Regions from separate parts of the Homo sapiens genome. Here all the other regions are linked to region 5. Evidence: chromatin loops called from intact Hi-C (ENCODE). Cell type or tissue: dorsolateral prefrontal cortex. All regions are shown on one strand. Region 1 overlaps UNC79 (unc-79 subunit of NALCN channel complex). Region 2 overlaps UNC79 (unc-79 subunit of NALCN channel complex). Region 3 overlaps UNC79 (unc-79 subunit of NALCN channel complex). Region 4 has its middle 36 kb from the start of COX8C. Region 5 holds the start of GON7 (GON7 subunit of KEOPS complex).

What was found. Peaks named below come from ENCODE experiments on the same cell type or tissue, not always from the same donor. Only the 100,000 strongest peaks of a DNase experiment are listed, where the experiment ranks them.
Region 1: it touches region 5 in a loop (2.7-fold over the local background); 17 of 110 quality-filtered maps call a loop at or near these places.
Region 2: a loop joins it to region 5, with 5 times the contacts of the local background. A loop is called at or near these places in 17 of 110 quality-filtered maps.
Region 3: it touches region 5 in a loop (3-fold over the local background); 22 of 110 quality-filtered maps call a loop at or near these places.
Region 4: it touches region 5 in a loop (4-fold over the local background); 2 of 110 quality-filtered maps call a loop at or near these places.

What each region holds. Positions count from the first base shown.
Region 1 is chr14:93,532,557-93,537,556 of GRCh38, forward strand. It overlaps UNC79 (unc-79 subunit of NALCN channel complex), which reads left to right. Exons shown (of 52, transcript NM_001395159.1): 11 at 1-22. Among named protein-coding and RNA genes, the nearest start is that of UNC79, 100 kb to the left of the region's middle. In dorsolateral prefrontal cortex, no CTCF peak of the experiment used is centred here; no DNase peak of the experiment used is centred here.
Region 2 is chr14:93,541,778-93,546,777 of GRCh38, forward strand. It overlaps UNC79 (unc-79 subunit of NALCN channel complex), which reads left to right. Exons shown (of 52, transcript NM_001395159.1): 14 at 689-919. Among named protein-coding and RNA genes, the nearest start is that of UNC79, 110 kb to the left of the region's middle. In dorsolateral prefrontal cortex, a CTCF peak has its summit at 2,166 (motif pointing left); no DNase peak of the experiment used is centred here.
Region 3 is chr14:93,616,624-93,621,623 of GRCh38, forward strand. UNC79 (unc-79 subunit of NALCN channel complex) reads left to right here. Exons shown (of 52, transcript NM_001395159.1): 29 at 499-681; 30 at 1,569-1,731; 31 at 4,269-4,418; 32 at 4,998-5,000. Among named protein-coding and RNA genes, the nearest start is that of PRIMA1, 170 kb to the right of the region's middle. In dorsolateral prefrontal cortex, CTCF peaks have their summits at 2,749 (motif pointing left) and 2,949; a DNase peak (open chromatin) is centred at 2,738.
Region 4 is chr14:93,380,256-93,385,255 of GRCh38, forward strand. It overlaps a transcript of UNC79 not described here. Among named protein-coding and RNA genes, the nearest start is that of COX8C, 36 kb to the left of the region's middle. In dorsolateral prefrontal cortex, no CTCF peak of the experiment used is centred here; no DNase peak of the experiment used is centred here; H3K4me3 peaks cover 1,126 bases; H3K27ac peaks cover 1,971 bases.
Region 5 is chr14:93,204,378-93,209,377 of GRCh38, forward strand. It overlaps GON7 (GON7 subunit of KEOPS complex), which reads right to left and starts at 2,688. Exons shown (of 2, transcript NM_032490.5): 1 at 2,453-2,688. The coding sequence starts at 2,660. It overlaps UBR7 (ubiquitin protein ligase E3 component n-recognin 7), which reads left to right and starts at 2,879. Exons shown (of 11, transcript NM_175748.4): 1 at 2,879-3,064. The coding sequence starts at 2,915. RefSeq lists an enhancer at 1,925-2,784. In dorsolateral prefrontal cortex, CTCF peaks have their summits at 2,875 and 3,082; a DNase peak (open chromatin) is centred at 2,764; H3K4me3 peaks cover 3,366 bases; H3K27ac peaks cover 2,043 bases.

The sequences.
Region 1 (5,000 bases), 330 kb after region 5:
ATCTGCTATATGTCAGAAAAAGGTAAGAGCAAACCATTTGTGTCGTTGGGGCATGATTTATTGTGTTTGTATGTAAATTCATTTATTGACATCTGCCTCATTTCTGCACCGTGGTTTCCAGTATATGCATGCCATTGTATTTGTGGAGGGGTAAAGGAAATAATTTAGCATGCAAGATTGCTACATCCAAATGGTCTCTATTTCCATTTCTGCTTTTGCTCACCCATCTTATGCACAATGCTTTTGTTCAGTAATTTGCAATAAAAGCCTATGTGTAATTCTGGGATAGGAGTCCAATTAGAAAAAGGTTTGAATTATACTGCAATTTATGGTACTTAACTTTAGTTAAGGATATATCTTGTATGCTAGAAATCTCAATTGTTTTGAAGTGGAGTGCAAATAGTCCAATTTGTATGTGTGAAAAACATACCCAGACTGACTGTATATGGAAAGTATTTATGTGTAAGTTGAACAATACATGTAGCTAAAGATTCTTCCTTTAATATTTCCTTTAGTTTTTTTTTAATAATAGTTTCTCTAAACCACCTCCATCTTCTCTTCTTGTTTTAATAATTGAAAAGAGTAAGAGGAGGCAGTATGATGTCATAAAAAAGAATTTTTGACTAGTTGGTTGAGATTCTTGGACTCTGGCCAGTTCTGTTCCCTCCTACCTATGTGGACCTTGCACACATCATTTAAACTTTTTGGGATGTTGATTGTGAGTAGGTATATTGGAGGGCTGTCTCAGTTATCTATGGATGCATAACAAACCATCTGAAAACATAGTGTCTCATATGGCAACCAATTATTTAATCACAATTCTGTGGATTGGCAATTTGTCCTATGCTCAGCTCAGCTAAGCAGTTCTTTTGATAAATTACTCTAGGCTCACTCATGTATTTGCAGTCAGTTGGTGGGTAAGCTGGAATTGGCTGGCCCCAGATGGTCTCACTCCCATATCTGGGGCTAAGCTGGGATGGCTGGAATGGTGAGATGGGTGGGGTGTCTGGGCCTCTCTTTCCACATGATGTCTCATCGTCCAGGGGCTAGGCTGGACTTGTTCACAGGTGGCAGTCTTCTGAGAGAGTGAGAGAGCCTCACTCACTCAAGGCCTCTCAGAAGTCACACAGCATCATTTCTGTAGCATTCAACAGGTCAAAGCAAGTTCCAAGGCCGGCCCAGATTCAAAGAGTGGAGAAATAGGATCTTTGTGGTTATTGAAGGATTGGCAAGAATTTTATGGTCACATTTAATCTACCACAATCTGTCCTTTGGACATAATTATTTACCTTCTTTCCATATGCAAAATATGCTCACCATTTTATATGACCTCCACAAGTCTTATTCATTTATGGCTTCAGGCTTAAAGTCTAGTATCTTGTGATCTGCATGTGATATGTCACTGATTAAACTTCTTGGTAACTGATTCTCTTGATTCAGAGTCCTGTGAACTAAGAAGGAAAGTTATCTTCCCTCTCTGCACCCAAGACACAATGTTGAGACAGGGACAGGATCATAGCAATAAGCTTCTGTTCAAAAAGAGGAAGGGAAAGCAGATAGCAGTCATTGGTCTATAGCAGCTCCAGCCATAAACACATCAACAGTTCCTCTGTCTCCAGGAATAGCATACATGCCTTGATTATGATCTGGTTTTGTTTCCTAGAAATAGTTCCCTAATCTGTTCTTGTCCTCCTGAGCTCTTGGCTCCACTCTCTGAGACATCTTTTCTTTTCAATAAGAAATGGTCCATGTTGCAGCTGAGTAACTTTCTCAATCTGCTTCGTGCATGTAGGAGTTAGGGTCCCATATATCTCTTTTCATTTAGAACTGCGTCTCTTTAGTTTTAGCTGGTGGTGCTTTTGCTAGTATGACTTTCTTAAAAACTTTGTGGATTTTTAGTGAATCTCATTGGGGTCCTGAGCCCCCAAAGCCACATCTATAATGATTTTTGAGGCAGTCCTTCCTATATTTTGGGCGTTTCAGTGTGCCCTTAAAATTATTAGAAGCCCTGTTATAGCTGAGAGCCTCAATTAGACATCGCCTTATAACTTTCTGAAGCCTTAACAAAGGATCTTAGAGTCATAGACCATATTCTTCCTTTGATCTTTATCCTGAGGCCATTCTTACTTTGAGAATCGTTTCTAAGCTTGTGGGACCAGGATTTCAAACAGTTCTATTTTCTAAATCAGCATGTTTTGGCTCTGGGGACATACGTAACATATTTGACACCCAGGGTAGATCATTTTTTAACACTTCCCTCTTTATATGACAAACTTATTTTTAGTAACAAGCTTCAAATTAGCACATTTTTATTGCTTATCCTTTAATAAACATTGTGTTTTACACAGACATTAATTTGGAGAATTTCCATTAAGTTCATAACAGTTCAGAATTGTATGAGCTTGCCCTGGGTAGTTTGTATTCTACCTCTTTGTACTGCATATTCCCTGAATGGTATATTTGAAATAAGCAATGATAGCATCGTGATTGGAAAGATGAAGAGACAGACCTTGATTATTTCAATTCTGTGATTTTGTGAGACCACTTGGAGTTATTTCTATGTGTTTAAAATTCAAAGCAGTGAAGCAAAGTGGTTGGAGTGAACATTTGAAAACATGTCCAGCTGAATCTCCATCTAAGGGAAGCCTCTCTAGTTTAGTTTGGAAATGAATGAGCTGAATCCACATGGGTTGAGGCCTTTCAAATATATTATCAAAACTTAGTAGGAATCCTAGCAATTATTTAGAACTTCGATCAACTGAAGATTATTTTTGGGGAAATGTATTTTATTGCTGACATTGTTTAGAATTGATGGCATGTGGTAATAAAGCAGGTTGACTTTTAGTCGGTATTCCAGATATTATCATATGCAGTGTATCCAGATACTCCATAAGAAATTGCTCAAAATTTACATCGTAAAACAGCAACATTTAGTTATGTTCATAGACTCTGTGGATCAGAGATTCGGACAGGGCATGATGGAGATAGCTTGTCTCTGTTTGATGATGTTTGGGGCTTCATCTGGGAAGACTTGAATGCTGAGGGTTTTAATTATCTAGAGGTTTCTAGATCATACGTTTGGGCTCTGGGATGGGGTGACTTGAAGACTAGGCTAAGCCAGCGCCATTGACTCAAGACTGAAACATGGTCTCTCCCTGTGGCTTGGCTGTCTCATGGCATCCTGGCAGAGATCTGGGAGGAGTATCTAATGAGGAAGTTTCTGAAGAGAGAACATCTCAAGGCAGCAAGTGGAAGCTGCGTGTCCTTTTATAAGCATCATTTCTGTCATGCTATATTGGTTGAAGCAGTTGCAAGCCCATCCAGATTCAAGGGGAGGGAAACTATCCTTGACTTCTTGATGGGAGGAGTGTGGAGAACCCGCCTCTGGTCACAGATTATTTACATTCTTTCCACTTGCAAAATCCTGACTGGAGGTCCAAGATCTTCTCATCAAAATCAAGTTCAGGTGTAGATGAGGCTTTTTGGGCTTGGCTCCTTAAGTATTCTTCCTTTTGCTTTGAATACTTGTGAATGAAAGAAATGTTATCTGCATCCTGCACAGCTAACATGCAATAGTGATACAGGGGTAGGATTACTGCAGTAGAGACTCATGTAAAAAGTGAGGAAATGAGAGGAAGGTAGTCATGTCCGAATCTCTGATCCACAGAGCCTATGAACATAATTAAATGTTGCTGTTTTATGCCGCTAAATTTTGAGTAATTTCTTATGGAGTATCTGGAGTCCTTAGAAATTCTGAAAGTCACAGGGCACATGTCACTTGTTCCTTAGTTAGGTGCGAGTCCTGCTTCCTGGGAGCTGGTCTCTTTGGCTCTAGGCCCCACCCTCTGGGAGATGCCCATCTTTTCCTTCTCATAAAAAGTAGCCTGTCATTTACAGCTAAGTAGTTTTATCAGCCTATTTTTTGCTTATAGAAGTTTGGAAATCCCAAAACATCTTCTTTTTTGGGCTGTCTCTGTCCCTTTCAATCTACAATGGTATAATTCCATTAAAAACATGGGCTCTTATGTCTCAATTTATAAACCTGCTTCATTAAACGTGAGTCAAATGCACAAACCTCTTTGGGATAAGTCCTTCTACACCTTATGCTCTCTATGAGGCTCCTGGGAATGATGACTTACGATTCTTAGAACCCTTATTGTTGAATGAAGTGGATGCTGAGGTATGCCCTTAAGATCCTTAGAAGGCACCCCCCACCCACCCCCGGCTTTTTTTTTTTTTTTTTTTTGTCTATCTAAAAGAGTCAATGGTGTACCATATTAAATTCTGAGTTCTTAACAAAGGGTTTTATATTCGAGCCCTTGCTATCATTTTTTTCCTACTGAGACCACATTTTCCTGATAGGGCCCTGGATTTGATGTTTGCCTTGAAACTTTTTCTTACCTTGAGAATCCTATGCTGGCTGGAAGGACTGTCCTGAGCTCAATATTTTCCCTTTAAATTCTAGGTGAAGACAGATTAATTCATTATTTTATCTCCCTCCTCTCACAAGCTCTGAGTTCATAAAGCCTTAGAGTCTAACGCCCCCTTGGGGGTGTTCACATCTTCACAAGCACTATTGAAAGAGACATTGACTATGTGGTGGTCGCATCTCTCATAGGCTTGGGGCACGTCTCCAATAGCTTCATGTGGGTGCTGCCTCACTCCTCTGCCTCCCGCCAGGGCAGCTTGAACAGTACCACCCCTGAACTTGGAAATGTCTTACGCTCCACCACTTTTCTCGTTCCCATCACTTCATTTGCGGTTCCCTTCCTGCGGTTGATGTCAATGCTGACTCTACGAAGGGTTCTGGCTGTGTATGTCCCTGTGGTCTTCACAGAGTGCCGGTGGGCATGGGAAGGCCTGGCTTGAGGCCATCACTTTGGCACAGCACAGTCTCTGTCTTTGAATGCAGCATCTACCTGTCCTTGAATGCGACAAGGACAGAGGAGCTGTAGCGGAAATCTACTCTTTCAGGTGGATAAAATAATTTTGAAAGAGTT
Region 2 (5,000 bases), 340 kb after region 5:
GGCAGATCACGAGGTCGGGAGATCGAGACCATCCTGGCTAACACAGTGAAACCCTGTCTCGACTAAAAATACAAAATATTAGCTGGGTGTGGTGGCAAGCGCCTGTAGTCCCAGCTACTCGGGAGGCTGAGGCAGGAGAATGGCGTGAACCCGGGAGGCGGAGCTTGCAGTGAGCCGAGATCGCGCCACTGCACTCCAGCCTGGGCAACAGAGGGAGACTCCATCTCAAAAAAAAAAAAAAAAAAAAAAAAGTCTATTTATGATAGTGAATTGGGGGGACTCCAAGGTATCTGAATTATTACTAATACACAATTCTTAGCAAAATATGATCATTTTAGAACTGAAATGTATATACATTATTTTCATTGAGGATATTGATGAAATATCATTTTGTTGACCTAACTTTTTAGAAGCATTTATCTGGTGCAGATTATATAATAGATTCCTTGTAGGAGAAAATGCTTAATTGGAAGGTGAAATCTTGAGGGAAAATTGTTGTTGCAATCCATCTATCCCTGTAGAAAGGAACACAGTTTCTGGATAAGCGATCCCCATTTTTAAAACTGCCTATTTCAAACAGATTATCTGGGATATCTTTTTATTTTTATTTTTTGCCTCTTAATGCACCTATAATAATTTTGTAAAGATGGATGGAAGCCGAACAAGGTTCTAATCTACCTACTTCTAGGTGAGCCTCTGCACACCCAGTGAGAACACGCCTACAGAAAGCTTGGCCCGGCTGGTGGCCATGGTGTTTCAGTGGTTTCACTCCACTGCGTATATGATGGATGATGAAGTGGGAAGTCTGGTGGAAAAGCTGAAGCCTCAGTTTGTCACCAAATGGCTGAAGACCGTATGTGATGTTCGCTTCGATGTCATGGTCATGTGCCTTCTTCCTAAACCCATGGAATTTGCCAGGGTAAGTGGAGGCCTACAGCTCACACCTTGTTAGAGAGGAGGACTTGGGGAGAAGTGCTGCCTTAGCCATGTGGGTATTATCAGTGTCTGCAGAGGAGGAACATCTCTCCTTATTTTAATTAATATAGCTAAATGAATTTAGTAACTGTATCTTGGATGATGTGCTGCTTTGATGTTGATTTGGGATGAGGAAGAATGGCAAGATGCATTTGTGAGGTATCTTTAAGAATTTAAGGGACCATTCTTTCTCGACATTGCTGATTTTTTTTTTTTTTGAAATGGGATCTTGCTATGTCGCCCAGGCTGGCCGCCTTGAACTCCTGGGCTCAAGTGATCCTCCTGCCTCAGCCTCTGGAGTAGCCGGGAAGCTAAATATTTTTATTAAGAAACAACAACAAAAAAGCCTTTCTATGAGGTTACTAGAGCTCAGTCCCCTTTTGGCTTAGAATCTTTGGAAAGATTACCATTCAAATAGGGGAAATGTCTTTTTTTCTTTTTTTAATCATGTATATATATATATACAGGTTAATGGTAGAAGTCCCTGCCCTGCCATTTGAAATGCCAAAAAGGTTCAGGGTCAGACAAAATGCACCTATTCCTCTCACTTAAGAACAGATTTCTCTGTGCTGATCCTCTTGCTTCTGCCTCAGTGGATCACATCTGAGAAGAACCCATGTTTCTTTTTTCCTTTTTTTTTTTTTTGAGACAGGGTCTCACTTTGTCACCCAGGATGGACCGCAGTGGTGTAGTCATACTCACAGCAGCTTTGAACTCCTGGGCTCAAGAGATCCTCCCACCTCAGAGACTACAGGCATGCATCACCACATCCATCTAATTAAAAAAATTTTTTTGGTAGAGATGGGGTCTCTCTATGTTGCTCAGGCTGGTCTCAGACTCTTGGCCTCCAGCGATCTTTCTGCCTCAGCCTCCCAAAGTGCTGGGATTATACAGGCATGAGCTGCTGTGAGCAGCCCATATTTTTTGAATATGATGTAATTTGCATCTAACCCAGAAAGGTGGATGTCCAGAATCAGGTTTTGGCAGTAATATGTGAAATTTTTTTTCCAAGTGTTTTCTAAGTGTTATTTTTATTTGTGATTTTTTATTTCCTTTCAAAGAGATCTTGAGGCAGTTTTCAGTAGAAACCTGTGCTAAAGTAGGACATTTAAGGATAAAACAGCACAGACCATCTATAGGGGTAACTTTTATTGGATTTTCAGGACTCAGAGTGATCTGTGCATTTATGGAGATGTACTTCTTTCTTCTTTGGTGCCACCTACTGACTCACTTAGAAAATTGAATTTTTGCCTAAAGGAAATTTCCCATTTTCTGACATTCTTTGCCTGTGTTGATATATTTTCTATTATTATGTCTATTGGAATAGTGAAGGATTGATGTGACATGCTTCTGGAAAATGAGAAGAAATGATTATGTTGGGAGAAAAACTTTTCTTATTCCAACTTAGGTGCAGATGTTTTGGGGCCTGCAAATTAACTGATAACAGTTTAACTGGAGAGAAGACAAAGTTTATTTATGAGTACATGTGGGAGATCTCAAGGATAAATTACTTCCTGAATAGCCAGAAATAAAAGATTTATATATCAAACTTAACAAAAGGTTTACTTAAGGGCTTCAGTGAGAAGGTATGGAAGGTTCCATTGGGTTTTTTAATGCCATGGGAGCTGGGCAGGAACTGGGCTATCTCCACAGCAGCTGAATCCACAGGAAACTCCCTTTCGGGGGGGTTAACAGAAGGGTTTTCTCTGGAGACTCTGCTAGAGTCACATAACGGAAGTTCGGCTAAGATTTCTTTTTGCATCTTCTTTAGCTTAAATGTTTTCACTTTAAAATACTCTTTATACCAACTGTAGGGTTTTGGTGGATAACATTTCCCTCATCTGAAACTTCCCTTGAAGTTTCAACATACATGAAAGAAGCTAGGTTGATTTCTATAGAGGGAAGATTTAGGCTAGAAATTGTGAGGTAAGAGATCTGCAGAGGAGAACAAGAGCATAGAATGAGGAACCAGAAAAGCACAGATTAATGGTTGGGATAGATTATAAATCTAGGTTTTGAGTACGGAGGGCAGACAGTTGAGAAGATGTCTAGATGTTGGTCTTGAAGCATGTTTAGACGGTGGAGTGAGAACATCGGTGTCACAGTTATGGTTATTTTCCAGAGCAGAGCAGAGAAGAGGTGAGTGTTTGGTGAACTTCCTGAGTGGACCAAACTGTTGTAGCAATAAGTCCTTTGAATTTTATATCATATTGTCCCACTTCAGCTTTTAGGGCTTTGTAACAAGATAACCCAGAGTCTTAATAATGATCTAGGAAGTTAGGTTTTAGTTCTCAGTGGTGCCATGTCAGGTGGGTAGGAGAAAAGTTAGAAGTGTTAATTACTGGCAAAATGGGCAAGACAGAAGGATCTAGTTTACAAAGAGGTGAAAACTATCTCAAAGGTGATGAACAGGACTAGAATCTGATCACTCACAAGGGTGGGTTATAGTTTTTCATCAAAACATAAAATTTCTCTTTACAATCACCTGCATTTTGACCAAAAATAATCAAAGTAAGATTACTTTTGGTTACAAAATTAGTCTCTTTAAATTTGGTCTGATCATTTGCACAAGCACAGCAAGAATGGTAATTGACCACTTAGGGCTTTTTAAAGTTTGCATTGCCAGAACTCTTAAAAGGAATCTCAGATTGGACTTTTAGAGGTTTCTTGATGCTAGAAGTCAGGCCAAGAACTTGTCACCAGATTTCATCTGTAATACTTATAGATTTGGGTGAATTCCTTTCTCCTTGAGGTCTCCCAAATATTCTAAGTTTCCTAGGAAGTGACCTTTTTTACTCATCTGTAAGGCTGAGAATTCTGTAATGCAGGTATCGAATCTGTTTTTCCAAGAGGGCTTTGAAAACCCTGGCTCCATAAAGTCAATCTTAGTTCCTTAAAACTGTTTAGTCATATCAGATTCCATGCAATTCACAAATATGACATTCTGCAAAGACTTAGTAATATAACTGTAACTGCCTGATGGGTTCTTCCTGCCTGCTGCACAAACAACATCGATTCACGGAATTGAGTATAGAAAGAGTTTAATTGACATGAGGCCAGCCGTGCCACACGAGAGACTGAGTTATTGCTCAAATCAGTCTCATCAAAGGCTTGTAGGTTAGGGGTTTCTCAAAGTCAATTTGGAGGAAGGAGTAGGGGTGGCTAGGCAGTGGATGTTTGCTGCTGCTGATGGTTGGGTTGGAGATGAAATCATAGGGAGTTGAAGCTGTCCTCTTATGCTGAGTTGATTATGGGTGCGGACACAGGAGGACATGGCTCCAGGTGGAGCCATGGGTGTCAGACATGCAAAAAAACATGAAAAGCTATCTCAAAAGGCCAATCTTAGGTTCTATCATAGTGATGTTATCCGCAGGAATAATTGGAGAAGCTGCATATCTTGTGACCTCTGGAATAACAGCTGGCAACCATTTATGTCTACACCTTAGCTGAATTCAGGCTCCTTTCCTCCTCATAGCCTTGTGGTCTCTTTAGAAAGGCATTTGAATTTTGGAGAAGGGCTACTATCATTTAAACTATAAGCTAAATATCTCCCAAAGCTAGTTTGGCAGTTTAAATGCTAAAGGCAAGAGGGGGGTTGGCTAGATCCGATCTCCTCCACTGTCATTATTTTCTCACTGTCATAATTTTTGCAAAGGTGGTTTCATAACCAAGTTTCCCAATTATGTCCTGTTAAAAGCAGAACAGATTGTTATTCAACTTATGCAAATAGCTATAATGCTATGAAAATAGGAATATTCAATAAGAGCTTCTGAATTCTGGAGGAATCAAGTAGAGAGAAAAAAGATATATTTCATGTTTGTTTACAAAGGTATAAATCTACCAAATTATTGTGAGTTATAGATAGCTTAGGAGAAAAGAGAAAGGGGTTCCTTGTATCTGAAAAACAGAACATTGATTGAAAAACTAGCAATGTTCTAAACAAAAAACGATACAAATTATAATCATTTATCATTCAGTCCTATGTAATTCAGTCTTGTTCTGCTTGATTGAGTTAGCAGTTAATG
Region 3 (5,000 bases), 410 kb after region 5:
AAGTGCTGGGATTGCAGGCATGAGCCACTGCACCTGGCATGTGCTTTTTCTTATTCCTGAATATATATTACTAAATTGTTCTCCTGAAAGATTGTATCAAGTTTGGTTGGTATAATACTTGGTTCAGATTGAACCAAGTATTGCCGGTCGTCTAGGAATTCCCATTTCTGCAGGTGGTTACCAATACTAGGTTTCTTCATTGTCTAGTTTAACTCTGGTTAATAGTTGAATGGACAAAATTTTATTTTCAATAGGTACTGAAACAAATAATTAATTAGATTAAAACTATTTTCATTTACAAGTTTCAAAAATTTTTTGTGAGGTTGGACTTTTCCTCCTTCTTGCGTACTAGCCATTACTTTTAATATTCTGTGGGATGCCTGTTAAATATTTTGCCTGTTAAAAATTTTAACCACTGGGATGGCTCAAATTTTTCCTTTTGACCTCTGAGTGTTCTTTGTAGTTTTCCATCAGTTATTAATATTTTTTCTATTTCAGGTTATGGACTATAACATTAACTTGGGAAAACACCTTCTCCCCTTAGTGGTTCAGGTGCTCAAATACTGCTCTTGTCCTCAACTCCGGCATTATTTCCAACAGCCGCCTCGTTGCTCCCTCTGGTCCCTAAAGCCTCACATCCGGCAGATGTGGTTGAAGGCCTTGCTTGTCATCCTTTACAAGGTGAGCTGGGTGGTCACTGCTGTTTTGGATGCAATGGTTCTCTTAGAGAGCATATAGCATTAGGAGAACACCTGAGTCTTTAGTTGAAAATTTTGTAGAAGTTTGACCTTCAGAAGGAAGATCAGGATATGCAATTACTGTTAAGAACCAAAGAGCTATTGAAATGAAAATAGAAATGGGAGGCCCTGTTAATATATGCTCTAAAAATGTTTAAAACAAAGAATGATAAATGGTAGGCTACTGATCAAGAACCTCTGTTTATACTCAGTCTTGTATTTTGTCTAAGTATTATTATTTCAGAAAACAAAAGATATCTGAAATTGTATTCATCCACTAAAGGTTTATGCCAGATAATTTTCTTGAAAAGAAATGTAACTATGAACTGGCATGCATTGCTGTCAGTGGTTTGGTGAAGGAGGAAATGAATATGGTCCCTTGTAAAAATAAGGCCATGGGGGAGGGCGTGGTGGCTCACTGCTGTAATCCCAGCACTTATGGGAGGCCGAGGTGGGTAGGTTGCCTGACTCCGGGAGTTCGAGCCCAGCCTGAGCAACATGGTGAAATCCCATCTCTACAAAAAATTAGCCAAGCATGGTTGCACGTGCCTGGTCCCACCTACTTGGGAGGCTGAGGTGGGAGGATCACCTGAGCCCGGTAGGCTGCTATGATCACGCCACAGCACTCCAACCTGGGTGACAGAGTGAGACCCTGTCTCTAACTAAACAAATAAATAAGGCCATGAGCAGAATTTGTTTCTACTTCTCTCTCTCTCTCATATATATATTTATCCCCAAGAGATACTGCAAAAAGTATCCAGCAAGATCAGGTGGAAAAGCTTACCCTCTAAAATAACCATTTATCTTTTTCTCTCTCGTTTCATTGGGCAGTATCCATACCGAGACTGTGATATCAGCAAGATCCTGCTGCATCTGATTCACATAACAGTCAATACACTCAATGCGCAGTATCATAGCTGCAAGCCCCATGCCACGGCAGGACCTTTGTACAGTGACAACAGTAACATAAGCAGATACAGCGAAAAAGAAAAAGGTACATATCTAAATTCTATCCCAAACCTAGCTTCAATACATAATAGATTTCTGGACAATGTTTTCTTAGGAGATAGAAGAGTGTTCCCAGATATCATTCTGGAGTAAAAAAAAAAATCACTTTCTTAATTTTCCAACTTTCCATGAATGTTGCTGCTTTAACTTTGAAATTGAGCATTCAAGAGGAATAAATGATGTGCTTCCAAAGCCTGTATCATAAGAAATAATATTTTGTAAGATATTTTCTGCTGTTTGAATCAGGAGCCTTTGTAAGCCTTTTCTTACGTGTTAGAAGCATCTCGTTTTTGGGCTATAAAATAAGTCTTGGTTGGCACACAGTGGAGCCATTCTTTGTAGGTCTCTAGTTTGCCCTGGTCTTTGCGCTCATAGAGTTTCAATGGAGTCTAAGTTTGCTGAAGTGCTTTTTCCTAGACTTTTAATTTAATACAAAGTGATTCAAGGCAAGGGAAATGAAACATTTTTGCTGCATAGGTGTAAGCTATCTCCATTATCAACACTTTTTCTATTGCTACCTTTTTCTAAAAGGGGCAGTAGAATGCAACTTTAGCTAGGGTAAAATTGCAGCCTGTTTTCAGGTGAGACACGAAGAACCAGGGTGTATATTTTTAGTTTTTAGTGTAAGTCACGGCTGACTAGATTTTAAATTGACATCATTTAATCTAGTCTTTGGAAAAAACCAAGTGTCCACTGACCCTTTATGAGGTTAGTAGAGTCTGTTTTAGTAGGACTGCTCTGGAGATACCTCAAAAGTATAAATTGTACCAGTGTTCCTGTTTGTTATTGCTGAAAGTTCCAAAAATCTAGTTTGGCTACAGACGGAACTCGAGAACTAGGTTCTTTAAGTTCTGGTACCATTCAGATCCCTCCTAAAGAATATCTTGTCTACCAGTTTAGGGTTTAGTCTCTGGCAAATTGGGGAGATCTGTTAAGCTATGGATGTTTTCAGCGTGGGCTTAGTGTTTGGGCCAAACCCTGATGAACCTTTCTGGATGGGAGGCGCCATCTTGTGGTCTTTCAGTCTTGAGTGTTCAATGCATTTTGAAAATTGTTTCAAAGTTATGTAATGCAAGTCACGTAACTATTGGTTGGAAAAACTGCATTTTTCAAAGGATATTTTTCCAAAAAGGAAATAGAGAAGTAAAACAGATTATTGTGTTGCGTTTCCCCAGAAACATGGGAATTTGATAGGCATTCCCATCTTTGTGGAAGTTCACTGGGTTTAAAAACAAATTCATTTTGATTAACATTTATTTTTATTTAATTAAAAAGTTTAGTATGGTTATTTCATCTAAAATTTACTACTTCAAGTTTCATTTACTTGTAGAATTTTGTGCATTAGAACAGGGTCAGTCCTTAAAACTTGATGTATATACTGCCCTTATGCTAAAAAAAACCTTGAATAATCATAATCGCACCTGAGCCTCATTTGTCATATAGGTAGATGTAAATACAGGCCAAACATTATGAGTTCAGTGATATTCAACTTGAATAGTAGGTAAACTCATTATGATGCTATTAAATGCATTTTAGTAGCCTTTTCTGTTGCCACTTTGTACGTGGCTTTGGCCTTTCAAAAGGACGAAAGAAGAAAATTGGTTAAGTAAACTTTATGGGTTGCAACATATGAACTCTTTCCTCATTAACATATTTTGGGGTTTATCTTGGATTTAAAAATGGCCACATGGGTGTAGAAGGGAGGACGTAGAAACAAGTTCAACAGGCACTCAAAGTGACCGGTTTGTTTATGTAGGATTAGGGATCATAAGTGTCAAAGATTCTTTCTGGGATTCATGAGATCCGTAATAGTTACACGTGGTAAGCGCCTCAGAGAAGAGTCTTACTTTAATAGGAGGAAATGTTATTTTCTGTTTTCTTTTTCCTTTGTTTACTCTTTCAGTCCATAATCATTCGTGGAGCTTTTGAGATGACAAGTGGCTTTTCTAAGCTTTTTCTGTGTGTTGCGTGTCTCATTATCAAATGTAGAGTACAGTATTTTGCATTCACACCGTATAAGGTGCATGTACTGTTAGGCTGTGTCTATGCCAGTTACCAAATCCCATAAAGGCAGATTTTTTTTTCTTTTTTGGAAAGCCCAAGATCCACTCATTTTGTTTAATTTCCTTTCGCCAAATCAGCCTGAAAATCCACGCAAAGCAGACAAGTCCAAGCAGTGTCACAGGCTCCTGGAAAAAGTAGCTGACATCTATGTGTCATCTGGTGTTAAGCACACTGGAAAAGTTTCCCAAAAAGGCGCTATTGGACTCTCAAGAAGCCTCTCCTTAAAAATGCTGCCAATTGTCATGTGAAAAGTGATGGGCAATCTTGTAACAGCTTGCTCTGTCCAATAGATGGAGAATTTGATGCCTGGATGAAATACCAACCCATGGCTAGACTTGGGCTGGTGCAGAAACTAACCCAGACCTTGTTCCATAATGCTTTCATTGAAATGCTTGTGTAGACACAGCCTAAGAGAGAATAACCTCTTAAGTGTAATTTTGACTTTCTCTCCCCAATTAGAAGAAGATAGTGTTTTTGATGAATCTGATATTCATGATACACCTACTGGACCCTGCAATAAAGAGTCTCAAACTTTTTTTGCAAGATTGAAAAGAATAGGCGGCAGCAAAATGGTGAAATATCAGCCGGTTGAGATGAATGTTCAGAGAAGTATGAATTTTTTCTCTTAGTAATTTTATGCAGAAATGTTGTACTCTACCGTTTGTTTGGGGTGAAATCTTAATTTTATTATGTTACTACACATTTTAATACCGTTGATTTATATATATGTATGCACAAACAGTATATATATATACACATTTATATATATACGTGAATCGACAGATACATCATTAATGTCATGATCGTCTTTGAGAGCCATTGCTTGATTTGATTTGTTGCAAAATGTTTGCTTCTCTTCCACACGATTTGAATACAGTTTCCTAGATCTGCCTCAGCCAAAAAATGATCCCCTCTCCTATGCACAAATGAACAGAGCTGAGGAATTATCCCGAAGCCCGATTTTGGAAATCAGATCTTAAACTGCCATTTTGGTTTCTTTCATTCGTAAATTTTCCAGTTTTTGAAATTAGAACGAACCTTACAAAAACTTGGCCAGAAAGTTCGTTTTCCCTCCTGGTGGAGCTGGGATTGTGATGATGATTTATGCCAATTGTATGCCCAAGGATGAGGGGAAAAAATGGTGAAATCTCCAAGTAAAATAGTACTAGCTTTTTCTGTTTTGATCAGGTG
Region 4 (5,000 bases), 180 kb after region 5:
TTTCATTATAAAATGACACATTAATATATGTTTGTTGTAAAAAATGAAGATCATATATGTAGTAAAAAGTATGAAGACTGCCTTCCCCCATTTCCCATCCCACTTTCCTCCCCAGATTAAGGGTCATGTCAGAGCCTTTGCTCGGGGAGACTTCTCCACTCCCCTCCCACATCCTACAGGGCTACTGCTTATCTTCAGGTCTCAGTTTAAATGTCATTTGCTTGGAGAAATCCCCTTTGACCACTCTAAGGTGGTCTCCTTGCTTCCTTCTTTTATTTTCTATGAGTACACCCTATGCATATTCTTCACCATATTTATGTGAAATTGAACTTTTGCAGTAAGAGCTTTGTTTGTGTGCATCCCCTGTTAGACTATAAGCTCCATGAAGGCCAGATGTTGGCTGTTTTGTTCATCACTGTACACTAGTACCTGGCGTGGTCTGTGGTATATAGAAGGTACTCAATCAATATTTGTTGGATTGAATGAAAGATGCTTGTTTAATGTTTTACTTTATATTCAGTGTATAGATTTTTCTGGTGACTCTTATACTCATGTTTTTGCCAAAATTGTAATATATAGCCACACTGCAGAGATATTCTGGAGGAATCTGAAAATAGCATACAAATGTATGAAATTAATATAGTTTCTGAGTTTTTGAGAGCCAGGGAGTTTTGCTGATTTGTTAGTATTTGTCAGTCATTTAGTAAGTATTTATTGAGTGCTTTAGATAGTCAGTGATAAACAAAACGGATGTGTCCCATATGGAATTTTATTCTTAGTAGAGGAAATACATTAATTTTGTAAAAACAAATACATGGAATGGAATGTTATGGTTTGATTATGTTGCCTCAGTTTTGGCCCAGACCCCAAGATAAAGGTACTAACTAGTTCCAGTTCTAAAGTGAGATGGAAGATCATGAAGCAGATTTGAAAGGGAAGCTGGTTTTGTAATCTTTAGCTGACGAACTACTTCTAGCCTATAAAAGAAATTAGAGAAGCCCAGAGGTATTGTTAGGAATATCATGGGATTATCTGATGACGGATGTTGGGGTTGTGACTCCCCCCAGAAGGAGTGTGGGTGCTTTTCCCTCATTTAAAGGCTAGTGAGAGGAACTTTAATGGAATCACTCATGGAGCTTCATGTATGTGTCCTAGGGTTTGGGGTTCATGCAGCTGAATCATCCAGAGGATGACAGGCTGTGTCTGGAGCTGCCCTGTCAGGGCTTTTGATGAAGAGTGAGCTGGGTTTGGAAAATAGCAACATTCCCACCAATAGTGCTCAAGAAGCGTGCTACTGGTAGGCCAGATGAGGGCTTCTGGAGCAAGAGGAAGAGACAGATGGGATTGTCTTAAGAGTCTGCCTAAAAACATCATCTAGAGAGTTGAGAATACTTCAGTGGGAAGAAGAGGAGGTATACTCCCAGATTCCTAAGAGTAGAATGCTAGGAGAACATTCCAGAAGAGATATATTTGCATGTGTCACGGGAACTGCTGGTGTATGAACTTCAAAGAAAGACAAAAGTGTCCTCTAGAGGAAGTGTCAGCTTTAAACACTTGCCATGGTCAGAGAGCTTTAGAGGTAGATTTACAAAAGAGTATGAGTCAAATAAGACCTTTCTTTCACCTTGACTCTTATCAGCCTGGCCCTCCCTCAAGCTTTCAGTCTTAGGAAAGCCAAGTGTGAACTAGTAAGGGAGGAGGAATAGACAAGCTAAGCTGGAAACTAAAAAGACCAACCATGCTGCCTTTCTGGAGGAAAGGAGAAACTTTAAATGAAGTTAAGATATTTTAAAAATTCCCTGAACTGGACATATTATTAATTTCCGAATTCAGAATTCAGTGTCTGTATCTGTATCTATTTATCTTCTGGTTCCTAATAATACAAGGTATGTAATAGATGTGCCTCTGATGGGGAGATTTATTACTGGCCAAGTGTAACCCACATATCTCAGGAGGCTGCAAATTGCCTGAGATATTTCCACCCACCCTGTTCCATGCCTTGGTTTTAAAAATGAACTTCAGAGCAGCTTTGAGAAGAAAAGAACACTATTTTCTTATTCTGAATGTGTAAGAGTATGTGGTAGACAAAATCATGCTTGCCTTCCCACTCCCCAAAGATGTCCAGGTCTGAATCTTCAGGACCTGTCAAGATGTCAAGATGTTACCTTACATGGCAGAAAGGACTGTGTATATATTCCAGAGGAAGATTATTATTATATTCCTTCCCTTCCTCAGGAATATATGTATAGTCCCTACAAAATAGGGCTTAATAAATTGCATGCCAATCGTTAATAGTTTGCATACTATTTTTGCATAATTTTTTTATTCATTTACTCAGTATTTAATGAGTACCTTCTTGGTGCCCAGCACCTGAAGATATAAAAATGAGTAAGACAGATGCAGATGCAGATGAAGAAATTGAGGCTCTGAGAGGTTAAATGACTTGCCCAAGGTCCATATTTAGTGAGTGGTAGAGTCGGTTCTGGAATCCATGTGTTCTGATTCCAGATTCCATCCATTTTATCTTCCTCCTCATCAGTTAGTAAGAAGAGTTACCACTGCCGCATCAATATTAAATACTGATTGATCTAATGCATGTACCAAAATACTTTACACTCCATGAGGATACAAAAAGTCTGTCACTAACCTAAAATAAAATAGCAGACTAGACAAGGTAGAATGTCTAATCTCCCAGTTTTATTTTAGAATTTAAGATAGAATATGATAAATATTATAAAAGAATGGGAATAAAATGGCTTATTATCTGAAAGGCTAAAGAAAGAATATTTAGCTGGGATAGAAAATCAAGTAGAACCTCTTCCTTTATGGAGGGTGTGTCATTTGAACTGGTCTTGAAAGACGTCTTAGAGGAATTAACTTTCATATACTGGGACCGTTTTGGGTCTTTCTCATGGTCATATAATTTTGTGAGAGAGATTGTGGGTTCATTCTCAGCTTAGCATTCACCATGGCCTACTTTGCACCTGAAGTGTAGTTTTCATTTTCTTTCTTCAGAAGAAGATGGGGAGAAGTGGGAGCTGGGGTTGTTGAAGAAAATGGTTATGGGTGGGTAGGGAAGACAAGTAGAAAAAATGTTGTCTAATAATCTACAGGCATACCCTGAAGGTATTGTGGGTTCCATTCCAGACCCTTGCAATAAAGCAAATATAGCAATAAAATGAGTCACATACATTTTTTGGCTTTCCAGTACATATGAAAGGTAGGTTTACGCTATGCGATAGTCTGTTAACTGCACAATAGCATTATGTCTAAAAAACAATATGCATATCTTAATTTAAAAATACTTTATTGCTAAATAATATGAATGATCATATGAACCTACAGCAAGGTGTACTCTCTGCTGGTGTTGCCTTGATGTTGATGACTGCTGACTAATCAGGGTGGTGGTTGCAGAAGGCTGGGTTGGCTGTGGCAAGTACTTAAAAAAAACTTAGGCTGGGCACGGTGGCTCACACCTGTGTCCCCACCGAAATCTCATCTAGAATTGTAACACGCACAATTCCCATGTGTCATGGGAGGAACTCAGTGGGAGGTGATTGAATTACGGGGCTGGGTCCTTCCTGTGCTGTTCTCATGATAGTGAATGAGTCTCATGAGATCTGATGGTTTCAAAAAACATGAGTTTCCCTGCACAAACTCTGTCTGCCACCATCCATGTAAGATGTGACTTGCTCCTCCTTGCCTTTTACCTTCTGCCATGATTGTGAGGCCTCCCCAGCCATGTGGAACTGTAAGTCCAATAAACCTCTTTCTTTTGTAAATTGCCCAGTCTTGGGTATGCATTTATCAGCAGCATGAAAATGGACTAATACAATCTCTCATCTGTTGATGGACCCTTAGGTTGCTTCCAAATGGATCTTATGAATAGTGCTGCAATAACATGGGAGTGCAGATATCTCTTAGATTTACTTGTTTCCTTTCTTTTGGGTATATACCTAAGGAGTGGGATTGCTGGATCAAATGGTAGCTCTGTTTTTAGTTTTTTGAGGAACCTCCAAACTGTTCTCCATAGTGGTTGTACTAATTTACATTCCCACCAACAGTGTACAAGGGTTCCCTTTTCTCCACATCCTCTCCAGCATTTGTTATTGTCTAACTTTTGGATAGAAGCCATTTTAACTGGGGTGAGATAATAGCTCATTGTAGTTTTGATTTGCATTTCTCTGATGATCAGTGACGTTGAGCACCTTTTCAATACTCCTGTTTACCATTTGTATGTTTTCTTTGGAGAAATGTCTATTCAGATCTTTTGCCCATTTTAAATTGGATTATTAGATGTTTTTCCTATAGAGTTGTTTGAACTCATTATATATTCTGGCTCTGAATCCCTTGTCAAATGAGTAGTTTGCAAATATTTTCTCCCATTCTGTGGGTTGTCTCTTTGCTTTGTTGATTGTGTCCTTTGCTGTGCAGAAGCTTTTTAACTTGATGTGATCTCATTTGTCCATTTTTGCCTTGGTTGCCTGTGCCTGTGGGACATCACTTAATGTCCTAGAGAGTTTCTCTAATGTTTTCTCTTAGTAGTTTCATAGTTTGAGGTCTTAGATTTAAGTCCTGAGTTTATTTTGATTTGATTTTTGTGTATGGTAAGAAGTAGGAGTCTAGTTTCATTCTCTTGCATGTGGATATCCATTTCTCCAAGCACCATTTATTGAAGAGACTGCCTTTTCCCCAATGTATGTTCTTGGCACCTTTGTCAAAAATGAGTTCATTGTAGATGTATGAATTTATCTCTAGGTTCTCTCTTCTATTCCACTGGTCTACATGTCTCTTTTTATGCCAGTACCATGCCACTTTGGTTACTATAGCTCTGTAGTGTATAAGTCAGGTAATGTGATTCCTTCAGTTTTGTTTTTGCTTAGGATAGCTTTGGCTATTCTTTTATGGTTCCATATAAATTTTAGAATTGTTTTTTCTATTTCTGTGAAGACTATCATTGGTATTTTGATAGGGATTGCATTGAATCTGTAGATTGCATT
Region 5 (5,000 bases):
ATCACTCCAAAGAGAAATGATATGCCCATTAGCAGTCGCTTTCCATTCCCCTCAGCCTTCGGCAACCACTAATCTACTTTTTTTCCCCCTTATTAGAGATAGGGTCTTGCTATGTTGCCCAGCTAGACTCAAACTCCCAGGTTCAAGTGATCCTCCTGTCTCAGCCTCTAGAGTAGCTGGGACTACAGGTGCCCACCACTGCACCTGGCTCACTAATCTACTCTATCTCTATGGATTTGCCTATTCTGTACATTCATATAAACAAAATCATGCAACATGTACCCTTTTGTGTCTGGCTCTCACTTAGCATAATGTTTTCAAGGTTCATTCATGTTGTAGCACATGTTAATACTTCATTACTTTTTATTGCTAATAATAGTCCATTGTATGGATATACCACATTTTGTTAATGCACTCATCGGTTGATGGATATTTGCATTATTTCTATTTTTTAAAATTATCATTTTTAGAGATGAAGAGATGAGGCCTCACTCTGTCCTCCAGGCTGGAGTGCAGTGGAGCAATCAGCCCACTGCAGCTTCAAACTCTTGGGTTCACATGATCCTCCCACCTCCTAAAGGCGCAACACCAAGCCCAGCCAATTGTTGTTTCCACGTTTTAGCTACTATAAATGCTGCTGTTATCAACATTCATGCGTAAGTTTTTGTGTGAACATACGTTTCCAGTTTTCTTGGGAGGACTACCAGTGGAACTGCTGGGTCATATGGTAACTTCATGTCAACTTTTTGAGGAGCTACCAAACTCTTTTTCCCAGTGGTTACACTGTTTTACATTTCCACCAACAATGTACAAGGTCTCCAATTTCTTCACATTCCAGCCAACACTTGTTATTGTTCTTTTTGATTATAGCCAACATCCATATTATCAAGATGTATTTCCCAAGATGGAAGGAAAGTACAGTTTAAGCTCTTCTTACATAATTGTAAATCCTGACTCTAATATCTAGTTCTTGGGTTTTTCAGCTCAGGACGGTTAAAATGTACCTGCCTGGCCAGGTGTGGTGGCTCACGCCTGTAATCCCAGCACTCTGGGAGGCTGAGGCGGGTGGATCACGAGGTCAGGAGTTCGGGACCAGCCTGGCCAACACAGTGAAACCCTGTCTCTACTAAAAATACAAAATTAGCTGGGAGTGGGGGCGGGTGCCTGTAATCCCAGTTACTCCGGAGGCTGAGACAGGAGAATCGCTTGAACCGGGGAGGGAGAGGTTGCAGTGAGCCAAGGTTGTGCCACTGCACTCAAGCCTGAGTGACAGAGCTAGACTCCATCTCAAAAAAAAAAAAAAGTACCTGCCTATTTCTGCATTCGAGGCAATTTTTTAAAAATAATGCAGTTAAACTTCATGTTTCTACTTTCAAACTGCACCTACAAAACTGGAAAGGCAAGGGAGTCTCTGGGAGTTAATACGTGATAAAATGAAGTCTGTCCCAGTCTTTGGAACCTGTTCCTACTCTGCGATAGATTGTACTCTTCCAAGTATGTCTGTAGTTTCACACCTGATAAAACTCCTTTTTATTCAACACCCAGCTCAAAAGTCTTATCCTTTCTGAAGACTTCCTAGGGTGTCTGGGTTTGCAACAGTTACAGAGGACCACAGAACCACTTTCACTTTTTTTTTCTTTTTTTTTGAGACGGAGTCTCGCTCTGTCGCCCACGATAGAGTGCAGTGGCGCGATCTCGGCTCACTGCACCCTCTGCCTCCAGGGTTCAAGCGATTCTTCTGCCTCAGCCTCCCGAGTAGAGTAGCTGGGACTACAGGAGCATGCCACCACGCCCAGCTAATTTTTGTATTTTTAGTAGAGACAGGGTTTCACCATATTGGCCAGGCTTGTCTCGAACTCCTGACCTCGTGATCTGCCTGCCTCGGTCTCCCAAAGTGCAGGGATTACAGGCGTGAGCCACCAGCCCGGACCACTTCCACTTTTAATAAGAGTGTCTGCCTGTCTAGTCCCCTTGTGTTTCACAAGGGCAGGAACTGAGTCGCATTCACCTCATTCTTCCTCCAGGGCTCAGCTCAGGGTTTGGCACATAATAGTAGGCATTCGACACGTTTTTTTGTGAAATAAACGAAATAGCGATGAGTTGTGGAAACGCTTGAGTAGAAGCAGCCCAAATAAATATAGTGATAAATGCCAACAATTTTTATTTTTTAAATTATTTTAAAAATAATAATAGAAACGGGGTCTCGATATGTTGCCCTGGCTGTTCTGGAACTCCTGACCTCAAGTGATCCTCCTGCCTCGCCCTCCCAAAGTGCTGGGATTACAGGCGTGAGCCCCACTTCGCCTAGCCCGCCAAAAATTTTTAGATGCAATTCTTCTTTCCTCGAGGCTCACTTTGTCCAAGTCTGCCACTCTACACGGGCTCCCCAAGCCAATTTCCCCTGGGCGCCCGCCCCGTCCTCCGGTCACTGCAGCACCGTCTCAGAGCTCACCGTCCAAGTCCTCGTCTGGAGCCGCCGCCACCCGGTGCTGCACTTCCCCCTGTACCAGAGGGTCGAATAATTCCGTTACCATGTCCTTCATCTGGGCCACGCCAGACAACAGGCCCTGGAAAGGGTCGCCGTCACCCGGCGCCTCACAGGACACCCGCAGCTTCTGCGGCTTCCCTTCCTGCCCGACGTACTCTCCCAGCAGCTCCATGGTGACCGCTAAGCTTCCAGAACACGACACCGGGAAGCGCCACCCGGAGGCGGAAATCAGCCCGCGTCCGGCGCAGGCGGGAGAAGGGAGAGGAGTGACATCCGTTTGTCGGAAGTCGCTCCTCCCCCTTCCTTCGCTTTTTTTCCTTGTCATTGGTTCCTGGCACTCGGGCCCCACCTCCTCCGGCTACGCCCCTCACGGCCGCTTTTCCCGCCTCCGCCGGGGCCGAGCCGCTGTTCGGCTGACAGTTGAGGATGGCCGGAGCCGAGGGCGCCGCTGGGCGGCAGTCGGAGCTGGAGCCCGTGGTATCGTTGGTCGACGTCCTTGAGGAGGACGAGGAGCTGGAGAATGAGGCGTGCGCTGTCCTGGGCGGCAGCGACTCCGAGAAGTGCTCCTACTCTCAGGTGGGCGCGCGGCCCGGGCCTCCTCTCCCCCGGCTCCCGCCGAACCTCCCCTTCCCGGCCCGGCTGTCCCTATTCCCGCCTTGCCGCAGTCGTCTCCCCAGTGGTGGTCCGGGGCCGCCGTTAGTCTGCCGCTTCCTCACCCCAAGCTCACCCTTCCCTTTTAACCCCAACCTCCTGGGCCCCCTTCAGCCTGTGTCCAGCAGGGGCCCCCCTCTCCCCTGTCTCCAACTCTGTCCGGCCCGCCAGGAAGGGCCCTGGAGCAGCTGCTCTGTCCGTCCTCTCCAGCCTCTTCTTGGTGCACCACTGCTTTTCACGAAACCACCCCGCGACCTCTCAGATCCAGACATCTTTGTCCCTGATTTTCCCATCCTAAGATTATTTATTTATTTATTTATTAGGGACCGAATGGGAGAGTCAGGTTAAAGAGATTTTCAAATCCATAGGGATTTGCGGTGAGCTCCTTGACAGCTAGTTCCTCTGCAATTTAGTTGGACAAGTGCTAGCTAGTACTTTTTCTTTCTTTCTTTTTTTGGCAAAATGAAGCAAGTACCCATGTCTATCTGCAGTCTGCCCCCCTCCCCTGGAAATAGACCGGAAACAGAACAGCAAGTGGCTCTGGCAAGGGAGGGGAGAGAGGAGAAAAGGATCTGTTTGGCATTTGGAAGACGTTGTGAGTGAGCAAGTGTTTGAGGGGGTGTGATGTGGTGTTTAGTGACTCACCCTACACTTCGAGGTACAAAAATGGAAAAGGATGGGTAGGAAGAAGACTGACAAAGGATGAGAATTGGTAGGAAGAAGGGTTACCTAGGAAGAGGGGTGGATTGGAACACTGGGGAGATGAGGGGAGAGACTTGTATTCATTATGTGGTATGAACTGAGATCATAATACCAGTTCTCGTTGTTGACCAAGGTTAGTTTACACTGCAAAGTGCTAGATTGTTGAATAAACCTGGTATCCAGACATAGCCCCAGGTATTTTAAAACCTTTGGTCACCACTAAAACAATTTTTCCCCTGCTTTACTTAAAAAAAAAAAAAAGAAAAAAGTTATGTCTATATGTAAACTATTTTTGAAGTGTAGTTACCTTTATAAAATGGATTCCTTAATATTTTCTTTGTGGTAAAAAAAAAAATACGGAAATTTGCACAAATCATGTACACAGCTTGAAAGGAAAGTGTGCGTGTTCCCACAACCCAGATCAACAAATAGAACATTAGGAGTGCAAAAGGCTTATTGGAATAGAACTTTAAAAAAAAAAGAAAGAAAAAGAAATAGAACCTTACTGGCATCCCGGAAGCCTCCTTATCTATCTTCCTCCTTCCTAGAGGAAGGTAACTATACCTCTTATACATATTCACTTTTTTTTTCTTTTTGAGATGGAATTTCACTCTTGCCACCCAGGCTGGAGTGCAATGTCATGATCTCTGCTCACTGCAACCTCCACCTCCTGGGTTCAAGTGATTCTCCTGTCTTAGCCTCCCAAGTAGCTGGGATAACAGGCGCCCGCCATCACGTCCAGCTAATTTTTGTATTTTTAGTGGATGGGGTGTTCTAGAGATGAGGTTTTCACCACGTTGACCAGGTTGGTCTTGAACTCCTGACCTCAAGTGATCTGCCCACCTCGGCCTCCCAAAGTGCTGGGATTACAGGCGTGAGCCACCGTGCCCAGCCTACATATTCACTTTTTAACATTTTGTCACATTTGTTTTATCTCCTTTTCTACTTAAAATTTGCTGTTTTAAAATTTTGAACTATTTAAAAATAAGTTGCAGACACGATGACACTATACCTCTAAATACTTCAGCAGGCATCTCCTAAAAATCAAAGGGATTCTTTGCATGTGTTGATTCTTTCTTTGGTAGATTTACAAACATTTTCCAGGATGAAAGTGTGATGTTACTTACATAAACCTGTACATATGCTCCTGTGTTTTCAC